Linked DNA regions of Homo sapiens: region 1 is linked to region 2. A link is an interaction called in ENCODE POLR2A ChIA-PET data of the cell type or tissue named here. Cell type or tissue: Panc1. All regions are shown on one strand. Each heading gives the region's core, and the rest is flanking DNA. Links, peaks and the distances in the headings are about the cores only. Region 1 overlaps NXN (nucleoredoxin). Region 2 overlaps NXN (nucleoredoxin).

Evidence for each region. ChIA-PET counts read pairs that join two places held together with the same protein. Peaks named below come from ENCODE experiments on the same cell type or tissue, not always from the same donor. Only the 100,000 strongest peaks of a DNase experiment are listed, where the experiment ranks them.
Region 1: POLR2A ChIA-PET joins it to region 2 with 7 read pairs; 3 of 35 experiments call an interaction of 5 or more read pairs at or near these places.

What each region holds. Positions count from the first base shown.
Region 1 is chr17:801,207-815,976 of GRCh38, reverse strand. NXN (nucleoredoxin) reads left to right here. Exons shown (of 8, transcript NM_022463.5): 6 at 10,730-10,909; 7 at 12,171-12,295. Among named protein-coding and RNA genes, the nearest start is that of MRM3, 26 kb to the right of the region's middle. In Panc1, for the core only: no CTCF peak of the experiment used is centred there; no DNase peak of the experiment used is centred there.
Region 2 is chr17:942,261-957,686 of GRCh38, reverse strand. The region is part of intron 1 of NXN (nucleoredoxin); the gene reads left to right. Among named protein-coding and RNA genes, the nearest start is that of NXN, 30 kb to the left of the region's middle. RefSeq lists a silencer at 1,726-1,954 and enhancers at 2,045-2,545, 7,027-7,919, 9,705-10,596, 10,597-11,489. In Panc1, for the core only: no CTCF peak of the experiment used is centred there; no DNase peak of the experiment used is centred there; H3K4me3 peaks cover 444 bases; H3K27ac peaks cover 6,183 bases.

The DNA of each region.
Region 1 (14,770 bases), core at 6,557-14,556, 140 kb after region 2:
CCAGGAGGTGATGGTCTCTGATGTGTGTCTTCCTCCGACTCCCCTAACAAAGGCCCGCCGGTCACATTCAGGCCCCTCTTATCCTCCCTACTGGCCTCTGTGTGTGCACGTGTGTGCACAGGTGTGTACAAAGTGTGACTCTGTTTGACGTGGCTGGGTCTTGGAGCACCCCTCACACATGATCCGGAGGCACGTTAAACGTTCAGGCCAAGAAGAACGTTTTTATCTTGAATAAAACAGATAACAGGCCCTGCGCTTTGCAGAGCTTAGGGATCTAGAGTGGACACTGGCCCTCATTGTACGGATGGATGTCAGCTGAACTGTGGGTGCCTCATCGCCTTCAAAACCTACAGAGCTTAGGGATCTAGAGTGGACACTCGCCCTCATCATACGGATGGAAGTCAGCTGAACTGTGAGTGCCTCATCGCCTTCAAAACCTACAGAGCTTAGGGATCTAGAGTGGACACTCGCCCTCATCATACGGATGGAAGTCAGCTGAACTGTGAGTGCCTCATCGCCTTCAAAACCTACAGAGCTTAGGGATCTAGAGTGGACACTCGCCCTCATCGTACGGATGGGTGTCAGCTGAACTGTGAGTGCCTCGTCGCCTTCAAAACCTACAGAGCTTAGGGATCTAGAGTGGACACTCGCCCTCATCATACAGATGGAAGTCAGCTGAACTGTGGGTGCCTTGTCGCCTTCAAAACCTACAGAGCTTAGGGATCTAGAGTGGACACTGGCCCTCATCATATGGATGGATGTCAGCTGAACTGTGAGTGCCTCATCGCCTTCAAAACCTACCGGGTGGCAGGCTTTTGTTTTTATCTTTTGTATACTTTGAATTTCATTATGAACCACAATTATTTTCTTTGCTTTAGCACCTAGAAGACTCAGCTGAATTTGTAACTACTGCCTAGGCATGGTGGCTCACGCCTGTAATCCCTGGACTTTGGGAGGCCGAGGTGGGTGGATCACCTGAGGTCAGGAGTTCGAGATCAGCCTGGCCAACATGGCGAAACCCCATCTCTACTAAAAATACAAAAATTAGCCAGGCGTGGTGGTGGTCACCTATAATCCCAGCTACTCGGGAGGCTGAGGCAGGAGAATCACTTGAACCTGGGAGGCGGAGGTTGTAGTGAGCCGAGATCACACCACTGCACTCCAGCCTGGGTGACAAGAGTGAAATTCCTCCCTAAGTGCTGGGATTACAGGCGTGAGCCACTGCGCCCGGCCGGATTTGATGTATTGAGTGCGTGCTAACCATCCCATACTCTCCGTACTGAGCTCCACGGGAAGTCACTAGGAGAGGGGCCCAGTGCTGCCCTTGAGTGGACAGGATGAGATGGACAGTTGGGCATATCTGAGGAGCGGAGTGTGATGACGTCTTCACGAACACGACAGTGTTGGTCCGAGTACGTGTCATTTCGTACGAGGGCCTGGAAGACGGACACTTGTCACTTAGAGTGGAGCTGCTGCCGCGCCCCCTCTCTGCTGCTCCATTGGGTCAGGAGGCCTTTCCACATAGAGGCATTTTCTTTCCCAGCACCTCATCATCCGTGGAGCAGAATCTTCCTCTCTGAGGTACGGAGTTCCTTCCTGGATGTGAGGGCCCGTGGGTTGCCGGTATTGCTGGTGGCCAACGCTCAGGCCAGGGGGTCACCTGAAACTAATAAGGTACCCTAGGACAGCCTTTTTTCTTTTTTTCTTTTCTTTTTTTTGAGACAGAGTCTCACTCTATCACCCAGGCTGGAGTGCAGTGGCGCAATCTCTGCTCACTACATCTGCCTTCCGGGTTCACGCCGTTCTCCTGCGTCAGCCTCCGGAGTAGCTGGGATTATAGGCACCCACCACCACACCTGGCTAACTTTTTGTATTTTTAGTAGAGACAGGGTTTCACCATGTTGGCCAGCCTGGTCTTGAGCTCCTGACCTCATGTGATCTGCCTGCCTTGGCCTCCCAAAGTGCTGGGATTACAGGCATGAGTCACCGTGCCCGGCTCTTTTTTTTTTTAGACAGAGTCTTGCTCTGTTACCCAGAGGCTGGAGTACATTGGCACAATCTTGGCTCACTGCAACCTCTGCCTCCCGGGTTCAAGCGATCTTCCTGCCTCAGCCTCCTGAGTAGCTGGGATTATAGGCACCTGCCACTACGCCCAGCTAATTTTTGTATTTTTAGTAGAGACAGAGTTTCTCCATTTGACCAGGCTGGTCTCAAACTCCTGACCTCGTGATGTGCCCGCCTTGGCCTCCCAAAGTGCTGGGATTACAGGCGTGAGCCACCGCGCCCGGCCGGCCGTAGTCTCTTAAACAAAAAAAAAATGCTGAAGTTAAATACCAAATATGCATGCACTTCTTGACACACAGAAACGTCAGTGGCATGAGTTTGATTCATACTTCTAAACTTAATTCCAGATCCTCCTAGTTTTGAAAGATGCTCACGTATTAAGGAAATCATTATATCATTCCAGGGATATCACTTTGGAAGCGCCTTCTCAGCGCTTCGAGGTTGGGCTGAGCCCCACGTGCGGCATTCCGTCCGCGTCGATGGCCCTATTTGTGGTGCCCTGTCCTTGTCCTCCAAGCCGGGGGCCGTTTCTCCTTCAGAGCCCGTCTCACTCAGTCCCTGGTTTCACTGGTATCAGTTCTGGCTTCTCTCTAGTCTTAGAAGCCAGCCACCCTCCCTAGACTGCACCATCCCTTGATGGGAGTTTGCCTTTCTTTGCCTCTGAGGATATTTAAATGTGGCCAGGCTGGGCCGAAATACCTCTGAAGGAACTGTGCATTCGTTCATAAGCTTTGTAGCGTCACAAAACTCTGACCAGTATTTTTGATTGAATTCTGAATATTTCTGAGCTTTTGTGTGATTCCGTGGTTACGGCTTCCAGTGTCATTCAGTGGACGTGTTCCAGGTGTGTGAACACACGCACACACACGCTCACACATTCACACACGCGTGCACACAACCTACACACATGCAAACACCTACATTCACATGTGCACACACACCTACAAACATGCACACCTACACTCACACATATGCACACTCACACACGCACACACCTACAGTCACACATGCACACACCTACATTCACATGTGCGCACACACCCACACACACCTACACACATGCACACACCTACACTCACACATGCACACTCGCACACACACCTACACTCACGCACACACACCTACACACATGCACACACCTACACTCACACATATGCACACTCTCACTCACGCACCCTACACTCACACACCCTACACTCACATGCAAACACCTACATTCATATGTGCACACACCTACACTCACACACACCTACAGTCACACACATGCACACTCACACACACCTACACTCACCTACACTCACACAATGCACACTCGCGCCATCACACACACGTGCACACACAGACTCACACACACACTCGCTCTGCAGGGTCCTGGCTGTTGGAGTGTCTGGTCTGCACATCCTGTGGGGCTTCTCTGGGGACGTCCTGCTCCCTGTTTGAGTCTGTCTGTGCCCTGGGGTCTCAGTCCCATCTCACTTGTTTCTCTCCCGCTGAAGAGCTTGTATAAAGATTCCTTCACAGAGCAGTGCCAGGTACACCCCCTGCCTGCACCCAAAGGGAGCCGCCTCCACCTGGCCTGTCTTTGGACTTACACTGGGGCAGTGGCTTGATCTGCTGGTCATTTTGTGGATTGAGTCATGTGAGGGCAGAGTGTTCTGACAGGCTCGGGTGAAAATGGGTAACCCAGGCCACGCGCAGTGGCTCACGCCTGTAATCCCAGCACTTTGGGAGGCCGAGGCGGGCGGATCACGAGGTCAGGAGATCGAGACCGTCCTGGCTAACACGGTGAAACCCCGTCTCTATTAAAAATACAAAAAATTAGCCAGGCGTGGTGACGGGCGCCTGTAGTCCCAGCTACTCGGGAGGCTGAGGCAGGAGAATGGCGTGAACCCGGGAGACGGAGCTTGCAGTGAGCCGAGATCTTGCCACTGCACTCCAGCCTGGGCGACAGAGCGAGACTCCGTCTCAAAAAAAAAAAAAAAAAAAAAAAAAGCAGAACTGGGTAACCGCACAACCCGGAGTCCTATAAGCATCTTGGGGTTTTGAGAATCACCCTGCCGAGTGAAGGGGGCCTGCCAAATGCTGCCAGTGCGTTGAGGTGTCTGGGGGGCGGTACGGGTGGGGGAGTCGGGGCCTCGAGGCTGTGCCCTTGAGCTGTCCATCTCACAGGGTGGCGGCCTCTGCCGTGGTCTTGATGATGAGTTTGGGCCCCAGGCCGGCCTGGCCAAAGTCCCACTGCCGCTGACAGGCTGGCCACCGGCTTCCTTCGGTGCCCTGGGCTGAGCCGGGCTGTGTGACCCATCTCCACAGGACCACTGGGCTCACCAAGGACCTGGCATTTGGCGTCCCCCCACCTCCTGGTCTCGTGGGAATAACTGGCTTCCAGAGTGCTGCCCCCCCCCCAACCCCGGGGCTTTACGCAGCCTGGGGAATGTGCAGCCGTGTGCAGTGCTGAAAATTCTTTTTCTAAGGAGACCGTTGTCAACACACCTGGCAGAAGACAGACCCCGTTAGCAGTTGTCTGAGTCATCCTCGGCTGCCAGGGAGCACGGCACTCTTTGCAGGGAGGTTTACAGCCCCTTCTCTCTTAGGCCAGGGGCCCTGTCTGGTTTGGCTCCCGTGGCCCAACCTTCAGGGAGGGCGGACGGCCTGAGGGCTGTGCAGGGCCTGGAGCAGATGCGGAAGCAGCTAGAGGTGCCGGGCGGCCGGGGTGAGGGCCCTTTGCTCCTCCAGCGTTGAATCCTCTTCTCTGTTTTCCTTCTTCCCTCCTGTGCCACCTCCTCCCGCTCTGCCTTCTCCGCCTCCTTCTTTCTTCCTCTTCTGCTTCCCTCCTTCCTCATCCCGTTCCCTTCCTTGACTCTCTTCCTTTGCCCCTTTCAAAAAAATGGATTTGAGGCAGAATCTGTTTATATAAAAATGAAACATTTGGAGATTGCATGTTTCAACCAGAAGAGGGGCTGCCTCGAGACCTTTAGAGCGGTTTTGCAGTTCTCTTTTATGTGTTTTGTCTAATTTTTTTTTTTTGAGGCAGAGTCTCGCTCTGTCGCCCAGGCTGGAGTGCAGTGGCAAGATCTCCGCTCACTGCAAGCTCTGCCTCCCGCGTTCAAGCGATTCTCCTGCTTCAGCCTCCTGAGTAGCTGGGAGTACAGGGGTGCGCTACCACGCCCAGCTAATTTTGTATTTTTAGTAGAGACGGGGTTTCACCATGTTGGTCAGGCTGGTCTCCACCTCCTGACCTCAGGGGATCCACCTGCCTCAGGCTTCCAAAGTGCCAGGATTACAGGTGTGAGCCACCGTGCCCGGCTCCTTTCCTTAACTCTCTAAGCAGGGGAGTGTTTTGGGGGAGCCGGGAGGAGGGAGGAACGGAAGGATCCGAGGAACAGATTCTGGGCATTGGTTGGTGTTTGTCATCCCATCTCACCCCCACGGCCTTTCAGTTCTGATTTTCATCTGATGTTAACGAGCTAAATAGGCTGCCGTTAAAGAAAACGTAACTAGACATAGATATCTCGCTGTCATCCCACCCACATTCCTGCCTCAGCAGCAACTCACACGGACTCTTAACGTACACGCCACTCACATGCACTCGTAACGTGCACACCACTCACAGACTCGTAACGTGCACGCCACTCACAGACTCGTAACGTGCACGCCACTCACAGACTCGTAACGTGCACGCCACTCACACGGACTCGTAACGTGCACGCCACTCACAGACTCGTAACATGCACGCCAGTCACAGACTCGTAACGTGCACGCCAGTCACAGACTCGTAACGTGCACGCCACTCACACGGACTCGTAACGTGCACGCCACTCACACGGACTCGTAACGTGCACGCCACTCACAGGGACTCGTAACGTGCACGCCACTCACACGGACTCTTAACGTGCACGCCACTCACAGACTCGTAACGTACACGCCACTCACAGACTCGTAACGTACACGCCACTCACACAGACTCGTAACGTACACGCCACTCACACGGACTCTTAACGTGCACGGCACTCACAGGGACTCTTAACGTACACGCCACTCACACTGACTCGTAAGGTGCCCGCCGCTCGCACTGGCTCGTAAGGTGCCCGCCGCTCACACGGACTCGTCACATGCACACGGCACTGTGCGCTCGGCAGTTTTTACTAAACAGTGTGGCGCAAAAATTTGCCGTGTCGCTATGGTCTTTGTAAGGACCATTTTCATGATCACTTAATATTTTGCCTGCTGGTGCGTCCTCACCAGCTCTTTCTGTCCTAGAACCTGCTTTTCCTTCCATTGCTCCTCCCAGCTCCCAGCAATCTTTGGGTAATTCCTCCTGGCTGCCTCAGATCACGTTGCCATCCAGATGCAGAGAAGGCTGGGTCACAGCCCTGCCCGCTCCTCTCTGCCTCCCAGGGTCCTGGACCCCTTCAGCTTCCTTGCCCCAGCCCCCACCTGCTTCAAAACTCCGTGTCTCGTTGGCAGTGGAAAAGTCACCAGACTAAACCGTGGGACAGTCTCGGCGCACCTGGCTTTGAGATGGTTTTAAATACTTGCAACTAGGCTCCTCCTTGGAGAAGAGAGTTTGGAGTTGACTCTTCTGTGTGTTTTGAGGGAGACGGTGAAAGGGGTCTGTAGGCGCCACTCATGTCACAGAGCAGGGGACTCAGGGCTGCGCCCTCTCTAGGAACTTAGAGTCCGTGTTCCAAGCCCAGGAGTGTAGCTTGGGATGGTGGAAGCAAAAGCACGCCAACCCCACCCTTGGCAGACATCACACTGTTGCCGGAACCCTCACCACGGTCTTGACAGTGTCTCTGCTTTCTGCTTCTTTAGCTAACTTCTTCCAGCCCATCACGGAGGACTCTGTTGATCTCACTAGAGCAAGCTCCCAGTTTTCCGTATGTCTGCCTTCTCACGAGCCAAATAATCAGTTTAGGGGTGATTAAAAGAATATAATGGCTGGGTGCGGTGCCTCACACCTGTAATCCCAGCAGTTTGGGAGGCCGAGGCGGGCAGATCACTTGAGGTCAGGAGTTTGAGACCAGCTTGGCCAACATGGTGAAACCCCGTCTCTACTAAAAAATTAAAAAAATGAGCCAGGTGTGGTGGCGGGTGCCTGTAATCCCAGCTACTGGGGAAGCTGAAGCAAGATAATCACTTGAACCCAGGAGGCGGAGGCTGCAGGGAGCTGAGATCGCACCATTGCATTCCAGCCTGGGCAACAGAGTGAGACTCTGTCTCAAAAAAAAAAAAAAAACTGGTTTATAATAATAGCCAATACTTATAGAATACTTACAATATCAATATACCAGGTACTCTGCTAATAAGTGTTTTACACTGGCCGGGCATGGTGGTTCACACCTGTTATCTCAGCACTTTGGGAGGCCGAGGTGGGCGGATCACCTGAGGTCGGGAGTTCGAGACCATCCTGGCCAACATGGGGAAACCCCGTTTCTACTAAAAATTATCTGGGTGTGGTGGTGTGTACCTGTAACCCCAGCTACTTGGGAGGCTGAGGCAGGAGAATCGCTTGAACCCGGGAGGTGGAGCTTGCAGTGAGCCGAGATCGCGCCACTGCACTCCAGCCTGGGCAGCAGAGGGAGACTGCGTCTAAAAAAAAAAAAAAAATGTGTATTTCAGAGAACCTGCTTCAAGGGCTGGGGGAACAGGGCGTGTGTGAAGGGGGAGAAAGGGAAATGGTGGCTGTGGTCTCAGCCTTCTCCCCCAGGAGCAGAGGGAGGTGGGTGGTGCAGAAAGCTGCAGGTACAGGACTTCCCCGCCCTGGTTAAGACAGTCCCCATCGCAGGTGCTGTGAGGACCCCAGAAGCGTCCACGGCCTGGCAGGAAGAGCAGCAGCTTCTGCAACAGGTGGATCAGGGTCCTGTCCCCAGTGTAACCACTGCCTGGCTGGGTGACCCCCATCCCTACTGTAACCACTGCCTGGCTGGGTGACCTGGGGGTCACCTTGACCATCTGTTAGGGGGATCCTGATGCTGCCCGCCCCATCTGTGATAAGGATTAGCCAGTGCCATCTGTGCCGTGCCTAGCACAGGGCAGACGGCCGCAGAAGCCAGTTCCGTTTCCCGCCCCTGGTTCACCTTTGGAGGGATGTGCACTCGTCATGGCTGTAGGCCAAGCTCGTCAGGACCAGCTGAGGGGAGGCAGCCTGGCACAGCAGACATGGGTGCTTTCCCCCGTGCAGGGGCCGAACACGAGTGGCTTCCTTGGGCCCAAGTTGGTTTCTGCTTATGCAGACAGTCACGCGGCCCAACACGGCCCGTCCCGGCACACCTCGTCTTAGGAGGAGCCGTTCCTCGGGGAAGCCCCTGAGTGCTCCTCAGAAGCCAGGTGGGGGCTCCGTGTCCTCGCCATGCTGTCCTGGGCCCCGCAGGCACGGACTCAAAAGAGGCTGCAGCCACAGTCAGGAAAAAGGCCGCTTGGAGGAGGCCCTCGGAGAGCCCCAGGCGCTGAGCCGGGAAATGGGCAGCTTTGCCTTCAGGTTGGCTTCTCCTCCCTCCCCGTCCCCCGTGCCTGCCTCTCTTCCACAGACCCACTCGGCATCCCACGCCGGGGCACACGCAGGCTGGCCGCGGGGCCTGTCACAGCAGCAGGGGCTCTGGTTTACCCCAGTGCTCATAATTGCCCAATTTCAGAAACACCCTACTCTGAGGAAGGACCTTGCCGGGGGGATTTTGAGAAGGGTGTGTGGTGATGTGGAGGGGCTCCTGTGCGGCCAGCTGTCCCTGTGGTGGTCCCTGGCCCGGATTCCCTTTGGGCTGCAGCCTCGAGACCAGCCCCCGAGCCTCATGGATGGACACAGCGGGCATGGACCCCGGCCTCAGGGGATAAAATGCAGCCTGAGGATGTGGCTGGAAATGCCCAGGTTTCTTGTGCGGCAGCACACACAGCTCCTCGGGCACTGTCCACGCTGAGCACACCCGAAAATCCCCAGTGAGAGCCGGCCGCATGTGTGTGTGGGCGCGTGCGTGTGTGTGTGTGTGTGTGTGTGTGTATGTGAGTGTGTGTGATGTCGGAGTGGCTGTTCTCAAGAGCCTGTTCTCTCTGGACCCACTCCCTGATACATCAGCCACTTTGTCTCATAGGTGTGAACATAATGGATTCGTTGATTCCTTTCGAAGGCAGGCACGCCCGCGGTGCTGGTGGCCGCAGCAGGGTACGAAACACGAGGGCCATATGTCTGGTACCTCGGCATCCCCCCGACAGGGAAGGAGAATGTCAGCGGAGCAAATTACTGACCGAATCCTTGGGAATCTATAAATATTAAATTGCTCTGACTTTCACATAAAATTCAGGCTCTGGGCAGCCCAGGAGGAGAGGCGTCTGGAACGTGCAGGGTGTGGGGGGAGCGGCTGCCAGTGGAGAGACAAAGGTCCCCGAAGGGTGGGCCGTGGGTGGGGGCCTGTAGCCCTGGCTGGAGGAGAGGCTGCGGGGAGTGGGGTAAAAAGAACAGAGACACAGAAAACCCACGTGCACCTTGACCAGAGTGGGGCTTTCTCTGAGTTTTCATTGAAGGCTTTTTGGCTGGGGTTGCGCGGTTTCTGGTTTGCAGGCAAGCTTTCTGTTACTTTTCTTCCCCAGCCCTGGGGAAGGGGGGAGCTGGGGTGCAGACGGCGGGGGCTGCAGCCCTGGGGAAGGGGGGAGCTGGGGTGCAGACGGCGGGGGCTGCAGCCCTGGGGAGGGGGTTGTGCTGGGGTGCAGACGGCGGGGGCTGCAGCCCTGGGGAGGGGGTTGTGCTGGGGTGCAGACGGCGGGGGCTGCAGCCCTGGGGAGCGGGGAGGGCTGGGGTGCAGACGGCGGGGGCTGCAGTCAGCTGTCCTCCTCTTCGAGTCTCCGGTGCGGCCAGCCTCAGGTTCCCCCCGGCGGCACTGGCCCTGCGCTCACTGTGGCCGGGCGAGGACCCGTCTTGCATCGGTGGCCACAGCAAGTCCGCCGTGTGGTCACTGCACTGCCTGTTCCGTGTTTGACCCCCAGCAGCTGGGGAAGGTCTTCTGTGTCTTTGGGAGACCAGCAGTGAGTGATTGCTCCGATGCGCCATGACCCTGTGCTAAGTTCTTATTTATTTATTTATTTGTTTAGAGACAGAATCTTGCTCTGTTGTCCAGGCTGGAGTGCAGTGGTGCAATCCTGGCTCACTGCAACCTCCACCTCCCGAGTTCGAGCGATTCTCCTGCCTCAGCCTCCCGAGTAGCTGGGACTACAGGCGCCCGCCACCACGCCCAGCTAGTTTTTGTATTTTTAGTAGAGACGGGGGTTTCACCATGTTGGCCAGGCTGGTCTCCAACTCCTGACCTCAAGTGATCCATCCACCTCAGCCTCCCAAACTCTAAGTTCTTTAACCGCATGAACTCATTGATCTTTCTGTAGCGGAATAAGGTAGGAACGACAACACACTCATCAGGCTGCAGCTGAGGATCCTGAGGCCCTGAAAGGCGAAGGTGACAGGTTACAGGCTGACCCGAGGGGGTTCCATGGCTCCCCCTGGCCAGGCCTGGATTCTCCCCAGGCTTTGTGACTTTAGACCTGGCCTCTTCATTGTGAGCCTGTACCAGGTCCTCGGTGGGCTCCACCACGGTCGGGGGGACCCCGGGCTGGACCCCGCGAGCCTCCTGCCAGGCAGGGCCAGCATCTCCCGGGCCAGCGGCCAAGCACCCCCTCTTCCCTGCAGGCATCCCCACGCTCATCATGCTGGACCCGCAGGGCGAGGTGATCACGCGGCAGGGGCGGGTGGAGGTGCTGAACGACGAGGACTGCCGGGAGTTCCCCTGGCACCCCAAGCCCGTGCTGGAGCTCTCCGACTCCAACGCCGCGCAGCTTAACGAGGGCCCCTGCCTCGTCCTTTTTGTAGGTATGAAGCTCACGGGGGCAGGGGGCGAGGGGTGGCTGGGGGGCGGGACAGGAGGGGCCTCACTTGGGAGGAGCCTGTCCCTGCCGCTTCTCTCTGTCACCAGCAGTGCAAGCCTGGGCCTTTGTCTCTCCCTGAAGCCTTGCTTTTGACCCCAATGATTTATTCATGGCTGGCCCCTGTGGGAGCTGCAGCTGCACTTTCCCTCCTAGCTGCTCCCCAGCTGCCAGCTGGGCAGAATAGGTCAGGCCGGGAGGATGCCCTCGGGGCCCCCATGCGCAGACCCATTGTTGGAAAGGGCGGGTGGCACACACGGCAGCTGCAGGGGCTGGGCCCCTCTGGCCGAGGCTCACCAAGGCTGCTTCTGCGGATCCTCTGTGCTCTGAAGAGCTGCTCCAGCCCGGTGGCTGCCTTGGCTCCTTTGTCCTCGCTTGCACCTCCCCGTCTCCCATCTCACCCAGTCTGAGCTCCGTGGGTAACTGCCCAGCCGGGCCAGGGGGACACAGGCGCATCCATGCCAGGCTCCCTGCAGTCTGATGGGATGACCCTGGTTCCTTTTGCAAAACCTGGCCCTCTGCCTTGGACTTGTGGCTCCCCTCCAACAACTCAAAATCACTGTACGAGCCTGGGTGTGGTGGCTCACGCCTGTAATCCCAGCTACTCGGGAGGCTGAGGCACGAGAATCGCTTGAACCGGGGAGGCAGAAGTTGTAGTGAGCCCAGATGGCACCACTGCACTCCAGCCTGGGCAACAGAGCGAGACTCTGTCTCAAAAAAAAAAAAAAAAAAAAAAAAAAGCCGCTGACCAGACCACAGTCCTCACCCCCTCCCGCTCACCACCAGTTCTTCTGCCATTTTCACTGGGAAGTCGGAGGTCGGAGGTCATGGCTTCTCATTCTGTGGCTGAGAGAAACACTAGCAGGCGCCTCAGGTCCTGGCTTAGGGGAAGCTCAGCCTCCCAGGCGGGTTTGTGAGGAATTCAATGGGAAGACTGTCTACCTGGGAGAGCAGAGCTGCTCAGTGAGGCAGGTTCCTCCTGGGGAGCCCGGTGCAGGAGAGCACTGTGAGCTTTGCTGCTGGGACGCATGTGCACACACACCCATGCATGCGGGGAGCAAGACCTGCATCCAAGGGGAAGTTCATTTCCGTTCAGGGGCCGCTCAGGCGGGCGTTTCTGCAGCTCAGGCCCCCTCGGCGGGTGCCGCTCTGTTTGACAAGCCAGTGCTTTTTCTCCCCGTCTTTTTCTACCCCCGACCCAATCACAGATTCTGAGGATGACGGAGAGTCCGAGGCGGCCAAGCAGCTGATTCAGCCGATAGCTGAGAAAATCATTGCCAAGTACAAAGCCAAAGAGGAGGAGGCACCCCTTCTGTTCTTCGTAGCCGGGGAGGTGAGTGCGGAGGAGAGGCTTGGCCCAGGGCTGGCTCAGCTGGGACTTCTGGCACAGGACTGATCCTGGCCCCAGGGTTGCCTGAAAGGACCCCAGGGTCAGGGCTGCCTGTGCTTCTGAGAGAGCCCACAGACAAATGTGGCAAGGAAAGGTAGCCATTCGCCATGGAAAACCATTCCCTCCCCTGCTGCTTCCTCTTCCCGTCCATGCTCGGCAGCCTCAGGTCAGCAGGGAGCCGTCCCCAGGCTGCTTCCCGCCTGAGCGGCTGGGGAGAGTGGCCGTGGCTGCAAAGTGTGATCCACACCTCCTGGGTCACAACCAGGCCCTTGAGTCTTTACAAAATGCTGGGTTCGTGCCTCCGCGCTGGCTGCAGTGGGCCGATCTCATCAGAGGGATCCTGGCTGGGGCTACTGCTTATACCTGCGGTCACCCAGCCGGCCCGGTGAGTGCTGAGGTTGGAAATTGCTGCCGCTCCCCGTCTGTTTCACCCAGGCTGTCCCTTTGAGGTCTCCAGCGGGGCTGGACCAGGCAGGAGACTCTTCACAGGGTGGGAAAGTGGGGCTTTCAGCAGAGCGCCCTCCCGCAGGTACCCAGTTATCCAGGGCCTGGAACCCTGCACCCTGCACCCTGCAGACGGGCGTCTCCGCGACTCAGCACAGGTGCAGGCTCTCATTCTTGAGCTCCTCCAACCCAGGAGCCTCCTCCATGCCTGCGCTGCCACCTCCCCACCCCACCCCACCCCACTGACTGACAGACAGTTTTGGAGGCCGCCCCCTGCCCTCCATCCACCCATCTGTACCTCCAGTTGGTCAGAGCCCTGTGCTGATTTCACGCTGTGTTTGGATCCCAGGAGAGGCACGGAGGAGGCAGGCGGCAGCCAGACACCCTGTGCCACCCATTCATCACCTCAGCCCCCGGCCCTGCCCAGCCCAGCACCTGGGTCCTTCCCAGGCGGCTCCAGTCACCTGCTCAGCCCGGGGGTGGAGGGGAGCAAAGAGGTTCACAGGCCCTGCCTCGGGGTGGCACTGGCCACTGCACACCAAGCCCAGCCCCAGGGAGGCTGCGCGGCATGCAGTGACTCCAACCCCTGCAGAATGGCTCTGAGAAAAGATGGCTGCAGCACAGCAGGGGCCGGGCACGGGCGGGGGCGGCCTTGAGAGGTGTCAAGTCTGGAAGGAGCATTTGCAGGTTTTCTGTACGCCAGGCACAGAGCCGCATATTTCACCTGGGCTGTCTCCTTCGCTCCTGGCTCTCTGGCTGGGAACGTAGTCGCTGTCCTGTTTCACAGGGGAGGGAGGCAAGGTTCAGAGTGGACGAGGGGCTGCTCCAAGGCAGTTTGCTGGCTCCCGTCTGGCTGGGCTGGACTTTTGTGTCTCCAAAAAATGTACAAAAATTAGCCAGGCATGGTGCTGCATGGCTAGAGTCCCAGCTACTCAGGAGGCTGAGGTGGGAGGATTGCTTGAGCCCAGGAGGTGGAGGCTGCAGTGAGCTATGACTGCGCCACTTCACTCCAGCTGGGGCAACAGAAAGAGACTCTATCTCCAAAAAAAAAAAGTAGCTCCCTTACAAATCCTTTCTCCTTGTCTTTGGATTTCTGTGTTTGCCTTGGTGTCTGCATGAGGCTATGTCTGCTATTAGGGAAATTCACCAGGACAGCTGCTGGGAATGTAGGATAAAGTGCCAGCTTCTTTCTCAGATAAGTAGTGAGGCAGCGTAAGCTTCCACAGTGCTTAAGCAGCGCTGTCTTCTGAACTGGCTGGCTGTGCAGCTCCTGTCCTGCCTGAAACCACAGGGGTGGGAGTTGGAACACAGCGAGCTGTCTCTGTTTAAAAACATTCCAGAGTTGAAGTCCAGATTGGCCTCAGATAACCCACAGTGGGGCTGCAAATCATTGACAGTTGGTTACAAAAATAAACAATCAGAGGCTATGACATTTCTAGACTGGCACGGTGGCTGACGCCTGTAATCCTAGCACTTTGGGAGGCCAAGGTAGGCGGATCACCTGAGGTCAGGAGTTGGAGACCAGCCTGACCAACATGGTGAAACCCCGTCTCTACTAAAAATGTAAAAAATTAGCCGGGCGTGGTGGGCGCCTGTAGTCCCAGCTACTCAGGAGGCTGAGGCAGGAGAATTGCTTAAACCCGGGAGGTGGAGCTTGCAGTGAGCCGAGATCGTGCCACTGCACTCCAGCCTGGGTGACAGAGCGAGACTCCATCTCAAAAAAAAAAAAAAAAAAAAGAATGTGACATTTCTAAAATGCTGAGGACGTATTAAAATGGTGTTGATGCTAATAAATACATAAATAATTAAATACAGACGACTTACCTAGTGGTTTGCAGGGCGGATGCAAAGAGAGAATTTTACAAAGCAGCCCCTTCCTCCGGAAGGCAGGGCAGGGTTCCCTCCTTCCCAGGCTGGGAGCCCTCTGCTTGGGAAACGCCGGCTCTTCAGGGTGCGGGAGCTACCACACCTGGG
Region 2 (15,426 bases), core at 3,513-11,512:
CAAACCAAAGAACCTTCTGCTGGGCCGGGTTGCAGAAATGCTTTTTTTTTTTTTTGAGATGGAGTCTTGCTCTGTCGCCCAGGCTGGAGTGCAGTGGCTTGATCTTGGCTCACTGCAACCTACACCTCCCGTGTTCAAGCAGTTCTCCTGCCTCAGCCTCCCGAGTAGCTGGGACTACAGGCGTGCACCACCACGCTCAGGTAATTTTTGTATTTTTAGTAGAGACGGTGTTTCGCCATCTTGGCCAGGCTGGTCTTGAACTCCTGACCTCATGATCCACCCGCTTTGGCCTCCCAAAGTGCTGGGATGGCCGAAGTGAGCCCCTGCGCCCGGCCCAGAAATGCATTTTCTATCAGCTTCCTTAGAGTGCAGAGAAGATCCCGGGGGGTTCCTGGCTTCTGTGTGTGAAGTAGAGGAAGTTCCTCTAGGTGTTTTCCACACGGCGTAGTGTTGGGGGAGGGGGGTGGTGACAGGGATGAGGACGCTCTCAAGCCAGATGTTTTCATCGTATGTGCTCATATTACACAAATCACCTTTGCACGTTGTTGCCTTGTCTCAGCTCCGCCAGGCCCCTGCTGGTCACATGTTTTCTGAGCATCTCACTGGCCTCAGGCAGTGTCAGGATGCAGAGAAATAAATGACTCAGTCCCAGCTTTCAAAGGCGTTTATAATTAAGCTGGGGAGATAAGGCATGAAATATATATACCTATAAATTTAGAGTTTTTTCTGGGTGATGACCATGGTATTGGTTCTAAAAGGGCTGGAGTTGCCCGCAGGAGCTCTGAGAACGGAGGGGCCAGCCTCTCTCCTGGATGACCTGGTTCTGATCCATCTTTCCCGCTCTCCAGCTTTGAGATCTTGGGCAAGTTACTTTAACCCCACTTCCTCATCTGTAAAGTGGGAACGATAGCAGCGTCCACCTTGTCAGGTTGCGGTGGAGGTTTAAGACGATGACTGATATAAAAAGCTCTTGGCCAGGCGCGGTGGCTCACGCCTGTAATCCCAGCACTTTGGGAGGCTGAGGTGGACGGATCACCTGAGGTCTGGAGATCGAGACCATCCTGGCTAACACGGTGAAACCCCATTGCTACTAAAAATACAAAAAATTAGCCGGACGTGGTGGCGGGCGCCTGTAGTCCCAGCTACTTGGGAGGCTGAGGCAGGAGAATGGCGGGAACCCGGGAGGTGGAGGTTGCAGTGAGCTGAGGTTGTGCCGTTGCACTCCAGCCTGGGTGACAAGAGAGAATCTCTGTCTCAAAATAAATAAATAAAAATAAAAAGCCCTGAACATAGTGCTGGGCACAGAGGAAAAGGCCAGAAGACGGTGACCACTGTTCTGTTCCACGAGACCCGATGGTTTCCTGAGGGCAGAGAAACTGTCTTTCCTCCTTGTGTCCTTCTTACTTAACACGTTCGACACCTCTTATTAGTAAATACTTGGCACCGTGTTTATTGAAAGAAAGAATGAATGGTTTGGATGGAGAGTTGAAGGCTTGGCGGGATTCCGGTGGGAAGAGGTTTGGAATTCCAAGCAGAAAGGTGAGTCTCAGTGTTTATTGGTGCTGTCATCATAATTAAATGCCCTTATTTCAAAATATTGAACAATGCAGTCACTGAATGATACCCTGGAAAGGACAGGGGGATTATGTGGCCACAGTCTTCTTTGACAGGCAGGGAAACTGAGGCTCAGGGAGGAGGCGGTCAGATGGCAGACCAGCCTCCAGATTCTCAGCCTCTGTATGGCTGGGCCAGTCATATTTCTCTCTCTCTCTCTTTTTTTTTTTTGAGATGGAGTCTCGCTCTGTCGCCCAGGCTGGAGTGCAGTGGCACAATCTCGGCTCACTGCAAGCTCCGCCTCCCGGGTTCACGCCATTCTCCTGCCTCAGCCTCCCGAGTTGCTGGGACTACAGGCGCCCGCCACCACGCCCGGCTAATTTTTTTTGTATTTTTTTTTAGTAGAGACAGGGTTTCACCGTGTTAGCCAGGATGGTCTCAATCTCCTGACCTTGTGATCCGCCCGCCTCGGCCTCCCGAGGTGCTGGGATTACAGGCGTGAGCCACCGCGTCCGGCCTCCCGAGGTGCTGGGATTACAGGCGTGAGCCACCGCGTCTGGCTGGGCCAGTCATATTTCTTGGCAGTTTTCCTGGTAGCCTTTAAAAGAAGTCCAACCAGTGTCTGTCAGACTTTGCCAAGTTTTGCTCTTAGAGAAGAGATGAGGCCAGGCACAGTGTCTCATGCCTGTAATCCCAGCACTTCGGGAGGCCGAGGCGGGTGGATCACCTGAGGTCAGGAGTTCGAGACCAGCCTGGCCAAGATGGTGAAACCCCATCTCTACTAAAAAAAATAAAAAATTAGCAGGGTGTGGTGGCGCATGCCTGTAATCCCAGCTACTCGGGAGGCTGAGGCAGGAGAATCGCTTGAACCCGGGAGGCGGAGGTTGCAGTGAGCTGAGAACATAGCACTGCACTCCAGCCTGGGTGACAGAGCGAGACTCTGTCTCAGGAAAAAAAAAAAAAAAAAAAAGAAAGAGATGAGCATGCTGGAAAAGAGGGAAATACCACAGGCCCATCTTTCCCGTGTGAGTTTACATATCCCAGCCTCTAGAAAAGACCACTCTCCCCGTCGCGGGGGCTCATTCCTGACAGCAGAGTTGTTTTCCTGTGGAAGGGCTGGGGTCAGGCCCGGGACGCGGGGCAGACCTCCTATGTGGAAAGCCTCGAGTGGCTGTAACCCAGGGCTGAAAAAACAAACATGTTACCTCACTGGACAACAGCTCAGAGCTCTTAAGAGGGGGAATACCAGCGCTGAAATATGTGCAATGTAAAGAAAGGAATTTACAGAAGGTCAGGTGCTTCAATCTGGGAGTCTAGGCCGATGCGGCCCCTAACTGGTAGAGAGCCATTCCATTCCATCCAGATGGCTTGGCAGCCACAGTACTTTTTCCTGTTGGGCCATCAGGGAAGGAGAGGAGGCTCGTGATCCTGGGGCCCGTCCGGGCAGTTAGCCCCCTTCCCGAGTGGTGTTGAGGGACAGCTGCGACCTGAGCACCTGGCACTCGGCCCTGGGGCCTGGGGTCGTGGGAATCAGCCCTGTTGCTCTGAGGAAGTCACTGGAACCTGAGCAGGGAGGTCGAATATGCCTGAGTAGGAGAAAAACAAAAAGTTGGTGCAGGACAGCCCCGGACACGTGCTTGCCCTGAGCCTGGAGAATTTGGAAGGGAGGCTGCCGGGTCAGACCTGCCACTTGACTCGAGAGAGAATTTAGGTATCCCAAAACTTAGGAGCGGGAAGCGTTTCTTTTTTTTGGAGATGGAGTCTTGCTCTGTCACCAAGGCTGGAGTGCAATGGTGCGATCTCGGCTCACTGCAACCTCCACCTTCAAGATTCAAGGGATTCTCCTGCTTCAGCCTCTTGAGTAGCTGGGACTACAGACGTGCACCACCACACCTGGCTAAGTTTTTTTGTATTTTTAGTAGAGATGGAAGTTCACCATGTTGGCCAGGCTGGTCTCGAACTCCTGACCTCAGGTGATCCGCCCACCTCGGCCTCCCAAAGTGCTTGGATGACAGGCATGAGCCACGGCGCCTGGCCAGGAGTGAGAATCGTGTCTAATGCCAGTTATTCAAGAATCATCTTGGTGTGCTTTCAAGTACTTTGTGAAACCCAGCATAGGTCTCCTTGGAGTTGAGAGTTGCACTTTGCTAGACAGAGAGGAGCCGCAGCACGGAGCCACACGACCACGTGCATGCACCATCATCCTCCCGCACCCGTCACGCAGGCTGGGGTGCAGTGGCACGGTCATGGCCCACTGCAGCCTCAACCTCTGGGCTCAAGCAATCCTCCCACCCCAGCCTCCTGAGTAGCTGGGACTACAGGCGCGTGTCACCACGCCCAGATAATTTTTAAATTTTTGTTAGAGATGGGGGTCTCACTATGTTGCCCAGGCTGGTCTTGAACTCCTGGGCTCAAGCAATCCAAGTTCTGGGATGACAGATACGAGCCTCTGTCTCACTCTGGACTCCTTAGAGAAGGGAGTGTGAATTCTCTGTGGAGTGATAAGTACAACTGTTGAGAGTATAGTTTGAACTTGACATAGGTTTATAAGGTTGGGCCTGGCTGGAGAATCCTAACAGGTTTATGCTGGGCGCGAGGAAGTTATAAAAATGTTTCTCCTGTTCCTTAGAGTTCGTCCTCAGGGACAGGGGGTGTGGGGCATCCGAGGTGCCTCGTCCTGCTTGTGGTGGGAGGGGGGTCATAGTCTTTTCTTTTTTTGAGACGGAGTCTCGCTCTGTCTCCCAGGCTGGAGTGCAGTGGCGCGATCTCAGCTCACTGCAACCTCCGCCTCCTGGGTTCAAGCGATTCTCCTGCCTCAGCCTCCCAAGTAGCTGGGATTACAGGCGTGAGCCACCATGCCTGGCTAATTTTTCTATTTTTGGTAGAGATGGGGTTTCACCATGTTGGCCAGGCTGGTCTCAAACTCCTGACCTCAGGTGATCCGCCCGCCTCGGCCTCCCAAGGGTCATAGTCTTCCGTTTGGACTTCAGGGAGCTACTCAGACATTCCCTGAGCTGGAGGGTTCCATGATAATGATCATCAGTCATGGCTTCTGTGGACTGAGCCCCTCACTGGATTCCAGGGACCACCTTGAAGTGGTCTTCATGGCTCTCATCTTTAACACGGGGTAGCCTAGGACCCCTCTAGGACCACCTTGTTACTGCTTTTCATGTATTATCTCATTGCGTCTTCCAGGACGGAGAAGTGGGTCCTGGCTCTGCTGGCCGTCATTCCTCCCAGAGGGATGGGCAGCAGGAACCTGTCGTCCGTGGTACCTGCCGGGTTCCAACCTTGGTCTGTCTGACTCCAGCCCCCCCACAGTGTGACCGTCCGTGGTACCTGCCGGGTTCCAACCTTGGTCTGTCTGACTCCAGCCCCCCCCACAGTGTGACCGTCCGTGGTACCTGCCGGGTTCCAACCTTGGTCTGTCTGACTCCAGCCCCCCCACAGTGTGACCGTCCGTGGTACCTGCCGGGTTCCAACCTTGGTCTGTCTGACCCCAGCCCCCCCACAGTGTGACCGTCCGTGGTACCTGCCGGGTTCCAACCTTGGTCTCTCTGACTCCAGCCCCCCCACAGTGTGACCGTCCGTGGTACCTGCCGGGTTCCAACCTTGGTCTGTCTGACCCCAGCCCCCCCACAGTGTGACCGTCCGTGGTACCTGCCGGGTTCCAACCTTGGTCTGTCTGACCCCAGCCCCCCCACAGTGTGACCGTCCGTGGTACCTGCCGGGTTCCAACCTTGGTCTGTCTGACCCCAGCCCCCCCACAGTGTGACCGTCCGTGGTACCTGCCGGGTTCCAACCTTGGTCTGTCTGACCCCAGCCCCCCCACAGTGTGACCGTCCGTGGTACCTGCCGGGTTCCAACCTTGGTCTGTCTGACCCCAGCCCCCCCACAGTGTGACCGTCCGTGGTACCTGCCGGGTTCCAACCTTGGTCTCTCTGACCCCAGCCCCCCCACAGTGTGACCTGAATTTTCTGCAACCTCCTGTGGCCTTGTCCTGGCAGGAGGTGGGTAACTGTCATGAGTTTCTCAGACCACAAAAACCACAACCACCACCGCCCCCCACAAAAACGGAAACGCCCCTTCTTTCAGCGCTGGCCATGAGGGAGCGGTGGTGATGGATGGCTGACCGTGGAGAATTCTGCATTCCAGGGGACTGAGGTCAGGGCAGGCGGGAGCTGCGTGGCCCTGGTTTCCAGGACTCAGGCTCTGGTGCATTCTCGGGGAGGCTGAGCTCCCCTTCCCGGGTGCCCTCCGTCTACTGAGTGTGCCGAGCTCATTGCTTTCCTGCCTCCCGTCCTCTCTGCCCCTGTGGCTCTCCCAGGGAAATACCCACGGGACCCCAGGTGAAGGTTCCTGCTGCCCGCCCCTCTGGGGCTGGCCCTGCTGGGAGGAATGCCGGCCCCCACCCCCAGCCCTGCCCAGACTCATGCCTGAGGTTTTACTGCTTTCATTCACTTCCATACATGGAAGTGGGGCTTGCCCGCCTCTGCCAGAGAGCGCCTGGATCAGGAGGTTTGTCTCCACACAGCTGACAGACCCTCCCGCCCCCAACCCCCGCCCCCGCCCCCAGCTCGCATTTTTAAAATGTATTGATTGAGAAAGACCCTGGCTTTAACCACATCATGTCTGCAAAAAGAGAGCGTGAGCATCTCAACAGAGAGATCAGGCTGCAGAATTACCCTCTGGTCCCTCGTGCGATCGTTGCAACACTGGCCTCCACCTGGGGGTGTGTTAGAAAGTTCTAAAGAGAAGCTGTTCAGTCTTTTTTTTTTTTTTCGAGATGGAGTCTCACTCTGTCACTCAGGTTGGAGTGCAGTGGTGTGATCTCAACTCACTGCAACCTCTGTCTCCCGGGTTCAAGCAATTCTCGTGCCTCAGCCTCCCAAGTAGCTGGGCTTACAGGCGCCCGCTACCACGCCCAGCTTTTTTTTTTTTTTTTTTTTTTTTTTTTAAGTAGAGACAGGGTTTCACCATGTTGGCCAGGCTGGTTTCGAACTTCTAACCTCAAAAGATCTGCCAGCCTCGGCCTCCCAAAGTGCTGGGATTACAGGCGTGAGCCACCGTGCCCGGCCGGAAGTGCTTTTTATAATGCGGAGTACTAGGGTTCTACCCGGTTTTTTCTGATTTTGTTTCATAAGCGATTGAGGATTGGACCTTGTACTAGTTAGACTTCCAGAAAGTCAAGAGTTGACAGCAGTAGCTCCTAAAGTAGATTTGGGGAGGAATGTGTCTTTCTTACGGAGGTGTCTTTACTGGCTTGGTGTGTCATTTGTTGGTCTTCTTTGTGCCAAACACTTCGCCATTTCGTCCGACTCTTTCCCCTGCTAACATCTTGGGAACAGTGTTGCGTGTCCCACTGGGTTGTCTCTGTGGTCCTGCTCACGTCCGTCCACTCGGTGGCATCCTCTGAGCCTCCTTATAGTGGAATGTGAGTTATTTTGAAGCCGTAATTCAAGATTGTAAAATTCTAGAAGCACATGCCGAGCTCTGGCTTTGCTTTTGGGGAACGGACGGGGGATGAAATGACTGTGCTGGCCTGGCCGTTTGCACCCCACCCACCCCTGAACACCAGATATAGAAAGTTCTAGAAGCACATGCTGAGCTTTGGTTTTGCTTTTGGGGAATCGACAGGGGATGAAATGACTGTGCTGGCCCGGCCGTTTGCACCCCACACACCCCTGAAAACCAGATATAGTTCCCTGCCTTGGATAAGATCTTAAAAATAAAACCAAGCCTTCGGATCCTTTCTCGTTGGGATTTATTTTAAGCTTGAAATAGCAAACCCTAAAGTTCTTCATCTCTGTACCCACTCCCTTCCCCCACCGAATCCCTTTCTTGTATAAAAAGATTCTGAAATTCTTCCTTGATTCTTTCCTGCCTGGAGGGGAAAGGGGCGAACAGGCACCAGCTTTACTGCTGCAGTCCGTGATGTTGATCTGAATTCCTTCTCCTGCTCTTTTTCTAGTTAAAAAGATTCCCTGCTGTGACCCATGGATGTGTATTCACAGGGCACCGAATTTGTAAGGTGGATGGAACTGCCTTCAGAGTTAAGGGGCTTCTTTTAAGCAATCTTTTTTTCCTTTTTAAAAAAGTGATTTCTTAAGCATCAGGCTGTCTTCAGCCTACTAATTGTTTTGGCTCCAAGGAGGACCAGGACCTGGGGCTAATTGCTTCTGGCATTGACCGTTAGCCCCCGAGAAGCTGCTGGCCAAATGACTGTTACCAGAAGGTGCCCAGGCAGATGCTGGGGCTGAACAATGCATGGCGTCTTCCCACCCCAGCCCCCACTGCTCCAGGCTGAGCCCAGTGGCTCTCCAGGGTCTCAGAGGTCCTCACGTGGCTGCCCCTTTCCAGACTGAGGCAGGGAGGTGGGTCCTAACAGAGGAGGCCCGCGGGGAGAGGAGGAGGCAGCAGGGAGAGGAGGAGGCAGGGGGGAGAGGAGGAGGCCACGGGGAGAGGAGGAGGCAACGGGGAGAGGAGGAGGCAGGGGGGAGAGGAGGAGGCCGCGGGGAGAGGAGGAGGCAGGGGGGAGAGGAGGAGGCCGCGGGGAGAGGAGGAGGCAGCGGGGAGAGGAGGAGGCAGGGGGGAGAGGAGGAGGCCGCGGGGAGAGGAGGAGGCAGGGGGGAGAGGAGGAGGCAGCGGGGAGAGGAGGAGGCCGCGGGGAGAGGAGGAGGCAGCGGGGAGAGGAGGAGGCAGGGGGGAGAGGAGGAGGCCACGGGGAGAGGAGGAGGCCGCGGGGAGAGGAGGAGGCAGCGGGGAGAGGAGGAGGCAGGGGGGAGAGGAGGAGGCCGCGGGGAGAGGAGGAGGCCGCGGGGAGAGGAGGAGGCAGCGGGGAGAGGAGGAGGCAGGGGGGAGAGGAGGAGGCCGCGGGGAGAGGAGGAGGCCGCGGGGAGAGGAGGAGGCAGCGGGGAGAGGAGGAGGCAGGGGGGAGAGGAGGAGGCCGCGGGGAGAGGAGGAGGCCGCGGGGAGAGGAGGAGGCAGCGGGGAGAGGAGGAGGCAGGGGGGAGAGGAGGAGGCCACGGGGAGAGGAGGAGGCCGGGGGGAGAGGAGGAGGCCGCGGGGAGAGGAGGAGGCAGGGGGAGAGGAGGAGGCAGGGGGGAGAGGAGGAGCCCGGGGGGAGAGGAGGAGCCCGGGGGGAGAGGAGGAGCCCGCGGGGAGAGGAGGAGGCAGGGGGGAGAGGAGGAGGCAGGGGGGAGAGGAGGAGGCAGGGGGGAGAGGAGGAGGCAGGGGGGAGAGGAGGAGGCAGGGGGAGAGGAGGAGGCCGCGGGGAGAGGAGGAGGCAGGGGGGAGAGGAGGAGGCCGCGGGGAGAGGAGGAGGCCGTGCCCTGGCCCTGCTGTTTCCTCGTGTCCCGGGATGTGGATTTAGTACCATCTGAGAATGCTGCTCTCAGCCTCCGAGCGCTGGGGCGGGACGGGCCGGGGTGAGGCCCCGCGTTGGGACCCAGCTGTCTTAGGTTTTGCCTCAAGCGTTTGTTCCGTGAAGCACCGAGTGATGGTTTTCACCCCTGGCTGATCTTCAGTCGCCCGGGAGCTTTTAAACATTCCTTTCCCAGGCTGCTTGTTCACCGCTAGGTCCCCAGCGCAGGGCCGGGCCCTGTACAGTTCCACAGCCGTCCCTCAGTGCCTGTGGGCAGGTGGTCCCAGGGCCGCTCCTACCCCTCAGTACCCAGATCCCGTGATGCCAAAGTTGCTGATATAAAATAGCATTTACATATAACCCGTGTACATCTCCAATTTACTTTATTATTTTCTTCTTTTTTTTCTGTTTTGTTTCCTTTGTTTTCTTTCTTTATTGTTTAATTTTTATGGTGTACATATTTATGGTGGACGTGAGATATTTTGATACAGGCATACAACGTGTGATCATCACACCAGGGTAAATGGGGTAATCCTGTGTACTGTAAATTACCTCTAGATTACTTATAATTCCTAATACAATGTATTATGAGTAATACCTAATACATCTAATACATTGCTATGTAAATAGTCGTTATGCTGTGTTGTATTTTATTTTTTATTTGTATTTTTACATTTTTTTAAAAAATTCTTTTTACTGATTTTTTTGTTTTGTTTTGTTTTTGAGAGAGAGTCTCTGTCACCCAGGCTGGAGTGCTGTGGTGCCATCTCTGCTCACTGCAACCTCCGCCTCCCGGGTTTAAGCAATTCTCCTGCCTCAGCCTCCCGAGTAGCTGGGAGTACAGGCGCACGCTGCCACATCCAGCTAATTTTTTTTTTTTTTTTTTGTATTTCAGTAGAGACGGAGTTTCACCGTGTTGCCCAGACTGGTCTCAAACTCCTGAGCTCAAGACAGTCAGCTCGCCTCGGCCTCCCAAAGTGCTAGGATTACAGGCGTGAGCCACCATGCCTGGCCCTTTTTTTTTTTTTTTTTTTTTTGAGAGGGAGCCTCACCCTGTTGCCCAGGCCGGAGTGCAGTGGCAGGATCTCGGCTCACTGCAACCCCTGCCTCCTGCGTTCAAGCAGTTCCCCTGCCTCAGCCTCCCGAGTGGCTTGGATTACAGGCACGTGCCACCACTCCCGGCTAATTTTTGTATTTTTAGTTGAGATGGGGTTTCACCTTGTTGGCCAGGCTGGTCTCGAACTCCTGGCCTCAAGTGATCCGCCCACCTCGGCCTCCTGCATTGCTGGGATTACAGGTGTGAGCCACCACGCCGAGCCCTGAATATTTTTGATTTGGGGTTAGTCGAATCCGTGGATGTAGAACCTGTGGGTACAGAGGGCCCATTGTCCATAACTGTGTAAAATCAGCTCAATGCCTGTGTAGCCCCATTATGTCTGCCCATAATATTTAGGAAAGTGAGTCTTTTAGCCTCATTCACATACAGAGTCCATCTCACATCAGCACCTGCGCGTCCCCGTCACGCTTGTGACCTCGAAGGCCCTGAGGATGATTCCTGTGACGGTTTTTCAGCCACTACTGTACGTGGGTTACTAGTGCTTTGTCATCTAGAATGGGGTTCGTAACCGAGGGGGACGCTGCCGGTGCATGATCATGACAAGCCTAAGAGTGAGAGGATGCTTTTCACTGAGTGGGGGGCCCGTGCTGGGCCCTGAGTGCTGGCGTGTATCGTCTCTCCTCATGCGGCCCCTGGAGGACGCACCGTGGGGCCGACTGGCTTTCCCGGTTGTGCTGCTGATACGTGGCTGAACCAGGATCTGTGCTCTGGCCCTGAAGCTGTGAACTGCGTGATAACCAGCCAAGGCTGCCACAGAAGGCTGCAACCTCCCCGTGCCAGGGACTGCAGTGGAGACACCTTCTAGGCATTGCCTCATTTCATTCTCCCAAGGACTCTGTGACGTTGGCGTGATCACCCCCATTTTCCAGGTGAGGACACTGAGGCCCAGCGATGCGGAGATGTGCTGGCCGAGCCCGTCAGCGGTACAGTCGCCCGCTGCGGGGGGTCGTCCCTCCAGAGCCGATTCTTTTTCCCTGTGAGGCGCCGAGGCTAACGGGGAGCGTGGTTTTGGGACTTTTGGGAAGCAAATGTCACCGCTGTCTTTTGGTGGGAACTTCTCAGCCAGGGCGTTAGTGGGCATGATAACTCAAGCTCAGGTCTTGAGCACACCCACTACGGACTCTTGCAAGAGGGAGAGTTGAGGAAAATGGTTCTAAAACCTCAGTAATTAGAAGAGACAGCCTTTGGCCGGGTGTGGTGGCTCACGCCTGTTATCCCAGCACTTTGGGAGGCCTAGGCGGGCGGATCACGAGGTCAAGAGATCAAGACCATCCTGGCCAACATGGTGAAACCCCATCTCTACTAAAAATGCAAAAATTAGCTGGGTGCGATAGCAGATGCCTGTAATCCCAGCTACTCAGGAGGCTGAGGCAGGAGAATCGCTTGAACCCGGGAGGCGGAGCTTGCAGTGAGCAGGGATCCCCGGGAGGCGGAGCTTGCAGTGAGCAGGGATCGCGCCACTGCCCTCCAGCCTGGGCAACAGAGCGAGACTCCATCTCAAAAAAAAAAAAGAGATAGTCTTCTGAACTTTCAAGCGCCTAGAATACATCAACTCCTTGTCTTTTAGTTACCCAGCTCCCCCAACTCACTTTCTCTCTCTCCCTTTCCCTCTCCTTCTCCCTCTCTACCCCAGGGAGGGTCTCTGGCAGCCAAGAAAGAGCCTTTTTGTGGCCGAAAGGGTGAGAACAGCCAAGGCCCCAGGACCCCAAGGACATTCCCAGTTTCCAGCCTGTGGTTTGCTGGCAGCCTGTGGTTTGCTGGCCTAACCCTAAAGGCACACCTGATTGGTGGGTTATCTCTGAACGATCAGCACTTCTGTGAAGGGCAGAATACTCTGGATTCAGGAGAGAGATAAGCAGTGGAAGCTCCCCAGGCATTGGGCCTGGCTTTGGACATCTCCACTGAACATTTATTATTTTGGGGCTAAAGATATGAAAACAATCATACATTTAATATCCACCGACTTTGTGATGTTTAACATCTAACTCTGTCATCTGGGAAACACTTTTTTTTTTTTTTTTTTTGAGACGGAGTCACTCTCTCGCCCAGGCTGGAGTGCAGTGGCACGATCTCGGCTCACGGCAAGCTCTGCCTCCCGGGTTCACGCCATTCTCCTGCCTCAGCCTCCCAAGTAGGTGGGACTACAGGCGCCCGCCACCACGCCCGGCTAATTTTTTTCGTATTTTTAGTAGAGACGGGGTTTCACCATGTTAGCCAGGATGGGGGAAACTCTTATCTATTCCCCAGGGTTGTTTTTAAGATCCACTTGGGGGCAGGGCACAGTGGCTCACACTTGGAATCCCACTGCTTTAGGACGCCGAGGCGAGTGGATCACCTGAGGTCAGGAGTTGGAGACCAGCCTGGCCAACATGGTGAAACCTCGTCTCTACCAAAAATACAAAAATTAGCCGGGCGTGGTGGCGGGCGCCTGTAGTCCCAGCTACTCGGGAGGCTGAGGCAGGAGAATTGCTTGAACCCGGGAGGCGGAGGTTACAGTGAGCCGAGACTGTGCCGCTGCACTCCAGCCTGGGCCACAGAGCGAGACTCCGTCTCAAAAATAAAAAATAAAGAGAAATACTTGCTGCCCACCATCCTCCATGCACTTGCCTGGCATGTTGATGACGGAGGCAACCCTTGTGAGAATTCTCCTCTGCGGAGCCCTTTTTAGAAAATCCTACCCCATTTTAGAAAAATCCATTATGTACCCAGTTTTCTCTTCTCGGTGTGTTTCACAGTTCGTAGGTGTTCCACGGTTTGTTATTGTTGGTTTTTAAATCTTCCCTCAGTGTGGCCCCTGCTTGAAAGAAAACACTGACCCCGTTGGCCACGATTTAACAATTTTTGACCTCTGCCCAAGTTTTTCTGGATTTTTCTACCGGTTTAATTTCCAAGAGTGAGGGATACAAACTCACTGGAATCCCAAAACAAAGCTTGGTGTTTTTGAGGTGGAGATGAGGAAGGAGTTTCTTCCCCTTTCTGGTTTTCTCCGCCCTCCTCCTACCGGCTGGCTTGCTGGCCAAGGAACTTTTTCAGAACTGAATGATTTGCCAGAGATGAGAGGAAAAAAGGGCTGGTCCTTCAGAGCTATTTGCCACAAATAAACAAACAGAATCTACCTTACATTTGCCCCTTTGCCATCTGCTCAGCTGAGAGGGAGCCCCACGCTTGGTGAACACAGCGCAGGGCCTTTGCAGCCGACTGGGAAAACAGCTCCAGTTGGAGGCAGTCCTCGGACGGGGGTACGGACCTGCGGAAACCTTCAGCTTTGAAGTCAGAGAAGCGTATTTGATCTTGGAGTTTGGGGCCAATATGGACGAGACAGGAACACAAATCACCTGGATTGGAAGCTCTCATTATGGAAGCTTAATAAACAGGCTGCGTAGCTGGTATTTTTTATTTTTTTATTTTTTTCTGAGATGGAGTTTCGCTCTTGTTTTCCAGGCTGGAGTGCAGTGGCGCCATCTCGGCTCACTGCAACCTCTGCCTCCTGGGTTCAAGCAATTCTCCTGTCTCAGCCTCCCGAGTAGCTGGGATTACAGGCACCCGTCACCACACCCAGCTAATATTTTGTATTTTTAGTAGAGACGGGGTTTCGTCATGTTGGCCAGGCTGGTCTCGAACCCCTGACCTCAGGTGATCCACCCACCTTGGCCTCCCAAAGTGCTGGGATTACAGGCGTGAGCCACCGTGCCCGGCCAAATATTGTTATTTTTTTTTTAGGAGAAGGATTGTCGAGTTAAACAACTTTTAAAAAACATTATTTTAAGAATTGTGGTAGAATATACATAACATAATTTACTGTCTTCACCATTTTTTTTTCCTTTTTTAGAGACGGAGTCATACTCTGTCACTCAGGCTGGAGTGCAGTGGCGCGATCTCGGCTCCCTGCAACCTCCGCCTCCTGGGTTCAAGCAGTTCTCCTGTCTCAGCCCCCCGAGTCGTAGCTGGGATTACAGGCGTGCATCACCAAGCCCGGTTAATTTTTATATTTTTAGTACAGACGGGGTTTCACCATGTTGGCCAGGCTGGTTTTGAACTCCTGGCCTCAAGTGATCCGCCTGCCTCAGCCTCCCAAACTGCTGGGATTACAGGCGTGAGCCACTGTGCCCAGCCCGGTAATATTCTTTTGAAGAAAGATATGATTTAATGACCAGATGTTACTTTTTTTTGGGATCTCAAGGCTGGGCAGAGTAACTTAGAAAGTTACGGCACGTGGGGAACAGACGTGCTTGAGGTCATCACTCGGGGCCTCTCTGGGCCTTCCCTCTGTGACCTTAGAACCCTCTGGCCAGTCGACCTCCGTGGAGCCTCCTTTCCCTGTTGGTGACCTTTCTCTGGAGGTCCTCGAACCTGGGTAGTTCATACAGAGCTGGGAGTCGGTGGTTCGCTGGGTAACTTCATGCAGGACAAGCACCTCAGTTGACAGATTTAAAGTTCACAAACATTTTAGTCGAGAGAGAGAATGATGATGCCTGCGCAGGGGCTAACATTAATATTTACCTTAAGAAACCGACGGTTATTTTAAAACGATGAAGTATGTTGGTGCAGGGAAGGGAGGAGGGTCTAGTGCCGGGCCACCCCACTGTAAATCCAGGGAGGTGTTTGGTGAATTCATGGCTGCACCCTGGAATCTTGTTCACTGTAAATCCAGGAAGGTGTGATGTGAGTTCATGGCTGCACCCTGGAATCTTGTTCACTGTAAATCCAGGAAGGTGTGATGTGAGTTCATGGCTGCACCCTGGAATCTTGTTCACTGTAAATCCAGGGAGGTGTTTGGTGAATTCATGGCTGCACCCTGGAATCTTGTTCACTGTAAATCCAGGAAGGTGTGATGTGAGTTCATGGCTGCACCCTGGAATCTTGTTCACTGTAAATCCAGGGAGGTGTTTGGTGAATTCATGGCTGCACCCTGGAATCTTGTTCACTGTAAATCCAGGAAGGTGTGATGTGAGTTCATGGCTGCGCCCTGGAATCTTGTTCGCTGTAAATCCAGGAAGGTGTGATGTGAGTTCATGGCTGCACCCTGGAATCTTGTTCACTGGAAATCCAGGAAGGTGTTTGGTGAATTCATGGCTGCACCCTGGAATCTTGTTCACCGTAAATCCAGGAAGGTGTGATGTGAGTTCATGGCTGCGCCCTGGAATCTTGTTCGCTGTAAATCCAGGGAGGTGTTTGGTGAATTCATGGCTGCACCCTGGAATCTTGTTCACTGTAAATCCAGGAAGGTGTGTGGTGAATTCATGGCTGCACCCTGGAATCTTGTTCACTGTAAATCCAGGAAGGTGTGATGTGAGTTCATGGCTGCACCCTGGAATCTTGTTCACTGTAAATCCAGGGAGGTGTTTGGTGAATTCATGGCTGCACCCTGGAATCTTGTTCACTGTAAATCCAG